Linked DNA regions of Homo sapiens: region 2 is linked to region 1. Evidence: read pairs that join two places in POLR2A ChIA-PET (ENCODE). Cell type or tissue: Caco-2. All regions are shown on one strand. Links, peaks and the distances in the headings refer to the core of each region. The heading gives the core; the rest is flanking DNA. Region 1 has its middle 45 kb from the start of GPBP1. Region 2 overlaps SETD9 (SET domain containing 9).

Region 1 (5,385 bases), core at 318-5,317:
CGAAGTTTTGGGATTACAGGCGTGAGCCACTGCACCTGGCCCTCTACAACTGACATTTAATATAAAAGGAAAAAAGAGTAAATAAATGATAAAATGTATGCTTATCCACCAGCACTAACCACCTTGAAAATATTATGATAAAAGAAACAGATAATTGCCACTAAAAGGACAAAAAAACCTTGAGAATATACTTAAGGTGCCAAGACAGGCATACTAAAAAACAAAACAAAACAAAAACAAAGAAACAAAAAAACCACAAACAAACAAAAAAAAGCCCAGAATATACTTAAGGAAAGATTGTATTACTGAGGCCAGGCACAGTGGCACACACCTGTAATCTTAGCACTTTGGGAGGCCAAGGTGGGTGGATCACTTGAGGCCAGGAGTTTGAGACCAGCCTGACCAACATGGTCAAACCCTGTCTCTACTAAAAAATACAAAAATTAGCTGGCATGGTGGTGCACACCTGTAGTCCCAGCTACTTGGGAGACTGAGGCACAAGAATCACTTGAACCCGGGAGGCAGAGGTTGCAGTGAGCCTAGATCACGCTGCTGCACTCCAGCGTGGGTGACAGAGTGAGACTCCGTCTCAAAAAAAAAAAAAAAGTAAAAAAGAAAAGGATTGTATTACTGGAAATTTAAAGATGACATGAGCTAAAGGGTTCTGGAAGGAGAAAAAAGAAAAATAATATATTTTCACATAAAGTTTTAACTAAACATCATTCCAATCAAAATACTAATATGATTTTTATTTTTATTTTTTTAGGACTTTGAACAGCATGCTAAGCCAATAAGATTTTTCTTAGAAGTAGATGAAACTGATATAAAGTTCACTGGTCACAGCTATGAGTGAGACAAAACAAAAAGTTCACTAGGCTGGGCACGGTGGCTCACACCTATAACACTAGCAATTTGGGAAGCTGAGGTGGGAGGATCACTTAAAGCCCAGGAGGTGGAGACGAGCCTGGGCAACATAGTGAGACCTTGTCTCTACAAAAAAACAATTTTAAAAAATTAGCCAGGTGTAGTAGCACATGCCTTTAGTCCTAGCTCCTCAGGAGCCTGAGGCAGGAGGATCACTTGAGCCTGGGAGATTGAGGCTGTGGTGAGTTAAGATTGTACCACTGCACTCCAGTCTGGGTGACAGAGTGAGAGTTTGTCTTAAAAAATAAAAAAAATTCACTAAACAGTTTAAGGTATCAAAGAATAGCTTTAAAAACGAGAGTAAAGAGGAGACAGTCGCTGTCAAGATGGTAAATGACATTGTGATGCAACAATGATTTAAATAATAGAAGAAATAAATAGATTCATGGGACTGAAATAGGAACATCAGAAATAGAACCTTATTACAAATGATCATTTAATGTATAACACAAAGACACTACTAAATAAAAGAAAGGATTATTTTATGAATGTTGAGACAACTAGTTAACAGCCTGGAGAAAATTACCTAGAACCATACCTTATATATGTACCACAGTAAGTCTGAAGAATAATTTCTTTTTTTTTTTTTTTTTTTTTTTAGACAGAGTCTCCTCTGTCATCCAGGCTGGAGTGCAGTGGCATGATCTCGGCTCACTGCAACCTCCATCTCCTGGGTTCAAGCAATTCTTCTGCTTCAGTGTCCTGAGTAGCTGGGATTACAGGTGTGTGCCGCCACACCTGGCTAATTTTTGTATTTTTAGTAGAGACGGGGTTTCACCATGTTGGCCAGGCTGGTCTCGAACTCTTGACCTCAGGTAATCCACATGCCTCAGCCTTCCAAAGTGCTAGGATTACAGGCGTGAGCCACTGCGCCCAGCTGAAAAATTTCTTTTTCTTTTTTTTTTTTTCAGACAGAGTTTTGCTCTTATTGCCCAGGCTGGAGTGCGATGGTGCAATCTCGGCTCACCGCAACCTCCACCTCCTGGGTTCAAGCTATTCTCCTGCCTCAGCCTCCGGAGTAGCTGGGATTATAGCCATTCACTACCATGCCTGGCTAATTTTGTATTTTTAGTAGAGATTTTTGTATTTTTTTGTATCCTCCATGTTGGTCAGGCAGGTCTCGAACACCCGACCTCAGGTGATCCACCCGCCTTGGCCTCCCAAAGTGCTGGGATTACAGGCTTGAGCCACCACGCCGGGCTACAAAAAATTTCTTTTTTAAATCAACTTTTCTATGCTTTTTACATGTCACATTTCATTTTATTTTTTTTTTTTCAGATGGAGTCTTGCTCTGTCACCCAGGCTGGAGTGCAGTGGCTTGATCTCAGCTCACTGCAACTTATGCCTCGCGGGTACAAGCAATTCTCCTGCCTCAGCCTCCTGAGTAGCTAGGATTACAGACGTGCACCACCATGCCCGGCTAATTTTTATATTTTTAGAAGAGACGGGGTTTCGCCATGTTGGCCAGGCTGGTATTGAACTCCTGGCCTCAAGGGATCTGCCCGCCTTGGCCTCCCAAAGTGTTAGGATTACATGCGTGAGCCACCACCCCCGGCCTACATGTAATATTTCATTTAACCTTTATAATAATTCTGTGAGGTAGATATACTTGTTACTGCTATTTTGTAGATGAAAAATTGAAGCAGCTGGGCGCAGTGGCTCACGCGTGTAATCCCAGCACTTTGGGAGTCCAAGGTGGGTGGATCACCTGAGGTCAGAAGTTCAAGACCAGCCTGGCCAACATGGCGAAACCACATCTCTACTAAAAATACAAAAATCAGCAGTGCGTGGTGGCACGCGCCTGTAATCCCAGCTACTCGGGAGGCTAAGGCACGAGAATTGCTTGAACTCTGGAGGCAGAGGTTGCAGTGAGTCAAGATCGTGCCACTGCACTCCAGCCTGTGCAACAGAGTGAGACTGCGTCTCAAAAAAAAAAAAAAAAGACCGGGCCCGGTGGCTCATGCCTGTAATCCCAGCACTTTGGGAGGCCAAAGTGGGTGGATCACCTGAAGGCCGGAGTTCAAGACCAGCCTGTCCAACACAGTGAAACCCCGTCTTTACTAAAAATACAAAAAGAAAAAAAAAATTAGCTGAGCATGGTGGTGGGTGCTTGGAATTCCAGCTACTTGGGAGGCTGAGGCAGGAGAATCGCTTGAACCCGGGAGGCAGAGGTTGCAGTGAGCCGAGATCGTGCCATTGCACTCCAGCCTGGGCAACAAGAGTGAAACTCCGTCTCAAAGAAAAAAAAAAAAAAAAAAAGAGGTGGGGTCTATTTACCCTTCCCTTGAATTGCTCTCAAAAAAAAAAAAAAAAAAGGAAAAATAAAGAAATTATTGGTTCGAATGACTAAGTTTTGGAATAATTTGTTACACAGCCATAGATAATGAAAATTCTACTTATTATCCTGTGAGTTAGGAATCATTTTTGTTCCAAGTTTGTAGAGGAGGAACCAAGGTTCAGACTGGTTAAGTAACATGCCCAAGGTCATATGACCAGTCAGTAACTGAGCTGGGATTTGAAACCAGGTGTGTGTGACTTCAGAATGCCTGCTGTCAATCTCATGTCATTCTGTCTCTGAAAAGGGAACTCAACTCACACCTGAGTCATTCGGCTTCCCACTCAGAACTTAATAGTTTGTAGAGAAGAATTCCAGGCCTCTAAATTCCATACTGCTCGGAGGGTCAAGTTCCCAAATTAAACTTCAGGAACATATAGAAATCTGGAGATTTAATAATGGTCAACAGAATCTAAAAAAGGAGGTATATGGGGGTTGAAGAAGTATTTCAATCTCAGATATAGTTCTACTTTTTAAATATATACAGCTCCTCAACTGGAAAGGACAACTTAGGCATCTCCAGTGTAGAAATATGTCCCTTGTAGAATGATGGGCAAGGCTTTGGTTTATTTTCTGTATTTTCTTCTTTTTTTATAGAGACAAGGTCTCACTATGTTTCCCAGGCTGGAACTCCTGGCCTCAAAAGGGCATCCTGTCTCTGCCTCTCAAAGCATTGGAACTACAGGCATGAGCCACTACACCCAGCTGGTTTATTTTCTGCTGCGGAGTATCACTAGCCAGCCTAAAACATTCCAAAGCATCTTTGTTCCTTTGGTTGGTTGAAATTAAAGCCACTCTCTCCCAGAAGTTTTCTTCCTTCTGTGCCCACCTTGTTCAAGGAATTGGTTTCTGCTTTAAGTCAGGACACTAATAATGACTTTATGGATTGACCTGAGGGGGAATTTCCTGAGGAAGAATTGACCTAGGTAAGATTCTTGGGGCCTCCAAGACCTTCATTTGAATCCAACCTTGAATGCAAGTGATATGATGATATGTTGAGCATTTCCTAGGGCTTTTTCCAAGGGAAAACAGGACCACTTGAGGTCCTCCCAGAAATGGAATTTAGTTCTGAAGACTGATTTTGGCAACCAAAGAAATTTGTAGGCCTTTGTTATAACAATTAAAAGTAACAACTGTGTGGTCTCTCATGAGATCTAAAAGCAATGCTCTTTTAATTTTGTTGCTTTATTCTATTTTTCTTAGGCTCCTGTTGTGCTTAAAATCGTTATCTCTTTGTCTAGGTGCTATGTGGGTTGTATTTATCTGTGCCTTGCACAGAATAGATACCACAGAAATATTTTTTCAAAGGAAAAATGACAATCAAAGCACATCACAAGCAGTGGCTCACACCTGTAATCTCAGCATTTCGGGAGGCTGAGGCAGGCAGATCACAAGGTCAGGAGATCGAGACCATCCTGGCCAACACAGGGAAACCCCATCTCTACTAAAATACAAAAAAATTAACTGGGCATGTTGGCGCACACCTGTAGTCTCAGCTACTTGGGAGGCTAAGGCAGGGGAATCCCTTGAACCCAGAAGGTGGAGGTTGCAGTGAGCAGAGATCGAGCTACTAGCCTCCAGCCTGGTGACAGAGCAAGACTCCATCTTGAAAAACAAACAAACAAACAAAAAACACACAAACACATCACAGCTGTATTAGCTCATGGCCTCTGTTTCCCATTGTGGCATTTAACTTTGCATCCAGAAGAAGCAACTGTGTGTATAATTTTAAAATATAGAAAAGTAATAAGTTTAGCCAAGTAGGTATCACTGAAATTGTAAAACTTGAGTATGGCTTTGAAAATTTTCTGTCTGTCTTTCTTTAAGGACAGGAAAATCAAAGTGAAAGCATGTGATTAAAAACTAAACTAAAATAAAAAGAACTGATAAAATAAGACTAGTGAAGGGAAAATCACATGTGCTTGAGGATCACAGCAAGGTATTCCCCAAATTAAAGCTAAGGAGAAATGAAATTAGTTACATTCAAAATGTAATGAATGAGGCTGGGCGTGGTGGCTCACGCCTGTAATCCCAGCACTTTGGGAGGCCCAGGCGGGTGGATCGCCTGAGGTCAGGAGTTTGAGGCCAGCCTGGCCAACATGTTGAAACCCCATCTCTACTAAAAA
Region 2 (5,385 bases), core at 309-5,308, 210 kb after region 1:
AAAAGTAGTTAAATTAATAACTTAAAATCAGTCTCTAATTTATACATCTGAAGTATAGCATTCCTGTATGCACACAGTAAATAATGGGTAGCCTGGGCTCTGTGTTACTTTCTTGTATTTTTATCCAAGTTGTCAGCTTCTTATTGCTGTGTTGTTGTGCTAAACTTTGAACCTTATTTCTTTTATTAAAAATCAGTACACTTTCTATAATTTAGTAAGATACTGGCCATAATCTTCCATTGTTATAACCTTAATTTTCACTCTGGGTTTACAGTGGCTGGTCTGTATAAATAATTTACACAAAGATGACTGAATGCTAATACCAGTTGCACTTAAATGAACATGCCCATTCTCAGTAGCTGATGCAGTAATATATTCAGTTTATCTATGCATTGCTGGGGTCTTGATATAAGATGGAAACAGTGTTTCTTATCTAAAGTTTTGATTATCAGCAAGTTGAATGGACACTTTAGTTATTTAAATAAAGATTTTTGACCAAAATCCAGAAAATGGTATGAGAGAAAAATAAATTCCAGCTAGTTTAATAGATTTTTAAATGTCAATCTGATTTTAGCCTCTTAGAGAGTGCTAACTAGCTGGTAATGTTTACTTTTAATTCCTTGTTAAAATGAGGCAATAATTTGCAAGATTTTTGTATATAAGTGTAAATTCTTCATATCTTTTTAGATCTAATTCAATATTTTCTGACTACTTCTGCCATGTATAATACCATTTTTGTGCATGCTTGATGTGACATTCATAAATTGTACCACTATGACTTTATCCATGTAAAATAGCTATTTATTGAATTTTCTTTTAAAAGCTGGATTTACTGGGTTTTTTTTTTCTCTCAGTTTAAACATCTTAACAGAGAATTTGTTACTGTTTATTAAAAGAATTGCATTTGGAAGCAAGAAAACAACCGGATTTGCAATCATGTGAAGAAACAATAATGCCTTTATTATCAAGTGTTAAGCACAATTCTTATAACAAACTGTGATAAATTCTTTTTGTTTTTTTTTCCTTTGCCCCATTATTTTCTTATGAACAAACCAAAAATTCATGGTGAGCAGTTGCAGTGTTGGCTGATATATCTTTTATGTACAGGGAATTTGAAAAGGACAGTGGATTCATTTAGAAGTGTAACTGGTGCTGTGATTATAGCAATACATTTGTTAGTTGTACTTCATCTTTTTCATGCTAGCTTTTTAAATGTTTAGTTTTCCTCTTGTCATGGTCAGCTGCTGAATTTACTTGAAGGATGTAGAATACTGTTTAAAAAATACTAAAATTTGTACAATTAGATCAAAGAATTGTGCAATCATTTCCTTTTTAATTTTTAAAATGTTGAGGCTCATAAATATTTGAGAACATCAGATCTAATAGAGCATAGTGATACTATTTAATTTAACCAAAGTCTCTAGTGAATATTTCAACTTTGAATGTAAACTAACAAATAAACCTGACCACCAAGGAGATTGTTTGCCCAGAGTTTCAAAGCACATTGTCTACAAATGGAAATTGAAATAATTTATAAAATATTGACGTTACTATGTTTTTTAAAAAGTTCCTAATTTTTTCACTAAATGGAGGAAACTATTAGTTTTATTGTTAAATATGGTAGATATTAATATTCCTCTTAGATGACCAGTGATTCCAATTGTCCCAGTTTGAAATAAGTACCCTGTGAGTATGAGATAAATTAGTGACAATCAGAACAAGTTTCAGTATCAGATGTTCAAGAGGAAGTTGCTATTGCATTGATTTTAATATTTGTACATAAACACTGATTTTTTTGAGCATTATTTTGTATTTGTTGTACTTTAATACCTGGTGTACAGTTCCAGAAATAAAAATCTGGGAATCTTTTTTTCTTGGTTTGTGTGAATATTTGCCAAAAATACAGATATTTTATTTAATGAATCTTAAGCTACAGCAAATAGATAGATATTATACCACTGTTAAATTGGTTTTAGATGCAGTAAATAAGATATATGATAGATAGTGAAGTTGGTAGATTAAATATTTTCCTTAAATCCTCTATAATTTCCATCTATAATAAAAGTCCCCCTGTAATCCCAACACTTTGAGAGGCCGAGGCGGGCAGATCATGAGGTCAGGAGTTCAAGACCAGCCTGACCAACATAGTGAAACCCCGTCTCTACTAAAAATACAAAAATCAGCCGAGCGAGGTGGCGCATGCCTGTAACCCCAGCTACTCAGGAGGCTGAGGCAGGAAAATTGCTTGAACCCTGGGGGTGGTGGTTGCAGTGAGCTGAGATCCTGCCATTGCACTCCAGCCTGGACAACAGACTGAGACTCCATCTCAAAAAAAAAAAAAAAAAGAAGTCCCAAAGTAAGGATTATACTTTTAGTTTAATTCAGGAAACATTTATTATGTTTCAAACGCTGTTCTAGGTAACTGTCTTTTATGAAGACAGACAGATCTGAAATTTGGTCAAATATTATTATTATTTGACAGACTACATTTATGGTCAACTAGTCTTCCTTATCCATACGATTCATAGTTTGACCGTAGTCATATCTATCTTTCCTAAACATCTTTTTAAGCTAAAGCTCCTATCTTGCCATTATTTCACAAGTTTGTCCCCATATTTCATTTCCTCTGACCAGAGCTTTATGTAGTTCCATTTTTAAGATGCAGTGATCAGCTTGCCCATAATATCCAAAGTTTGTACAAGGCCAAGAAGGGGATAAAAGGAAAGCAAAAATCTTGACTCCTCTGCTTTGGTTACTTGACTAAAACCACATCCCTTCCTTGTCAGACACGAAAGGACCTTAGCACATAGGGCTCTGTGGTGGACACATGCACAGAAGTGCCTTCAGAGCAGGGACAAGCACACATATTCCGAATACAGCAAGAATGCAACAATGTGCCATGTGAGAGCTCAGAGTATTTTCAGGCTTTAGGAGACGGAAAAGCCTGTGGAAGCAGGATAATCTAGTACATCTGTTACTAGAAGTCATTTTGGCCATAATTTCCATCTATGGTACGCTTTTTGAGCTTGCTGGTGGTAAGTGCTAAAGAGAATGAGGAATATGTCAGGGTTGGGAGCAGTGAGGGATTGTAAATTTCAGTGGGGTGATGAGGCAACGCTCCTCACTGAGGTGACAGGAAGGGAGAGAACAAGCTATGTGGCTGTCTGGGGGAAGATGTTTACAGGCAGAGAGAACTAAGTGCAAAAGTCCTTGGTTGGGAATGTGCCTGGCAGGTTTGGGGAGTGGCCAGGAGGCAGGTGTGGGTTGGGATGGAGTGAGCAAGGGGAGAAAGGAGAGGAGCTCTTGAGGTCATGAGCAGGTTATGCATGTGAAGGACTTCAGCATTTACTCCATGATAGGGAGAGGGTTTTGAGCAGACGTATGTCAATACCTGACTTTCATTTAAAAGAATCACACTTGGTGATATGTTCTGTAAGGGGGACAGGAGTGGAAACAAGGAAGGCAATTGAGAGGCTACTGAAATTGCAATAAACTAGGTGAGTAAAGCTGGTGGTAAGGAAGTGAAGGTAATCAGAATCTGGTCATATAGGTTCCATGAATTTTTGAGGGATCCAGTAAAGAACACCCTCCTTCCTATCCAAGTTTGGAACTGAGAGAGCTGGAGTCAGGTCGATGGAGGTCAAAGTAACTATTGCTAATAAAACGGGAAGGTAGCTTCAGGGCTGCAGCCAGGTTGGCCTGCCAATATATTACACCTCTGGACTCACTCTGTCACTGGCTGGGCTGGCTACAGGCTATTCTCTGCACAAGGCAGAGAACTGCCAGGACACATTCTTTCTGCTGGCAGCCAGAGTCCACAGGGAAGGAACTAGAAGGGTATATAGGACATGGGTGCCTAGTTATTCTCCAAACATAATCAGGGAGTCAATCTCCCTCCAGTGGGTGGAGAGAGAGGCTAGGAACATTAACCAGTGGAAGCCCTCCACATGAAGACATGAGACACGGGGAATAAGTGTTCCTCCCACCAACACTATCTTGCACTTTTTTTCCACCTTTTCTTTGGTGTGAAAATGTTCAAAGAGTAAAGAAAATAGTAATAATGACCTCACATTTTCCCCTCAGCCAGCTAGAGCAATCTTTACATTATACATAGACACACCAATTTACTCATGGCAACACAATAGGTATTTTTTACTCAATTCTGTAAAAATAAAGTTTTTACAGAAGTTTGTACACATCAGCAGTACTACAAGAACTGCTGATGCCTGGCTACAATTTTATAAACCACCACAGAGCTTACAAAATAAACAAAAGAAAAATTGAAATTATAAGTTCAAAGAGTAGGTTTTAATTTAATAAGCTATTGTGTATTTAGGTGAAAACCAATTAAACTTGGAATTGCATTACAAATTTGAAATTGTAATGAAGCAAGTAGCTTTTATCATGAAATTGGAACATAAATATAATATCAACAAAAACATAAGAAATTCCTATTCCAATTAAGTCTCAAAATATTTGTTTTACAGGTAGAACTCAGAGAAGTGATTAACAAAAAACACTTAGAATTAATAGCTGAGTAGAAAACCTAATAATTTCTGATTCACAGAGTTAGCTGACAATTGTGTAGTAGTTTGAAAAAAGCTCTTCTCCTTGATTGATGTCCCTAAGTGCGACAAGAACAACACATCGAAGTGGGCTGAAAACAAAAAGATATACAAAAGGTAGAGCATTAACAAATATAAGCTCATATTTTTAATATAACCAAGATGGCTTTTATAGAGGTAACTTTACTCAGGTTCCTTCCATTTTAGTTTATGCATTTGATTTCCATGAGGAAATAGTTCTTATTCCTGATGCAGGTATTCTAAAGAGTATATCTATATCATTTAAAAAATCACAAATCAATGTTTATACAACTGACTACTTCTTCTGAAAACATTGTTTCTAAGTTTAGGCCCCCAAAACTAGTATCACAAAAAGGATTTTAAAATGACATTATAGTTTTTCTTGCATTCATTTGTATCTTATATCCTGAAAAATGAAAACATTACTTAAAATTAGTTGGAGTTTTAAAAAAATGCTTTTTTCTGGACATCATAAAATATTGTTTGTTTTTTTTGAGATGGAATCTCACTCTGTCACCCAGGCTGGTGTGCAGTGGTGTGACCTTGGCTCACTGCAACCTCTGCCTCCCGGGTTCAAGCGATTCTCCTGCCTCAGCCTCCTGAGTAGCTGGGATTACAGGTGCGTGCCACCACGCCTGACTAATTTTTGTATTTTTAGTAGAGATGAGGTTTCACCATGTTGGTCAGGCTGTTCTCAAACTCCTGACCTTGTGATCCGCCCGCCTCGGCCTCCCAAAGTGCTGGGATTACAGGCATGAGCCACCGCACCCAGCCTAGATATTGTTACATATATACATTC

Evidence for each region. ChIA-PET counts read pairs that join two places held together with the same protein. Peaks named below come from ENCODE experiments on the same cell type or tissue, not always from the same donor. Only the 100,000 strongest peaks of a DNase experiment are listed, where the experiment ranks them.
Region 2: POLR2A ChIA-PET joins it to region 1 with 5 read pairs; 17 of 35 experiments call an interaction of 5 or more read pairs at or near these places.

The regions. Positions count from the first base shown.
Region 1 is chr5:57,126,572-57,131,956 of GRCh38, reverse strand. No RefSeq gene overlaps it. Among named protein-coding and RNA genes, the nearest start is that of GPBP1, 45 kb to the left of the region's middle. In Caco-2, for the core only: no CTCF peak of the experiment used is centred there; no DNase peak of the experiment used is centred there.
Region 2 is chr5:56,916,087-56,921,471 of GRCh38, reverse strand. SETD9 (SET domain containing 9) reads right to left here. Exons shown (of 6, transcript NM_153706.4): 6 at 4,124-4,657. The coding sequence ends at 4,570. MIER3 (MIER family member 3) reads left to right here. Exons shown (of 13, transcript NM_001297599.2): 13 at 1-1,869. Among named protein-coding and RNA genes, the nearest start is that of SETD9, 9.2 kb to the right of the region's middle. In Caco-2, for the core only: no CTCF peak of the experiment used is centred there; a DNase peak (open chromatin) is centred at 3,231.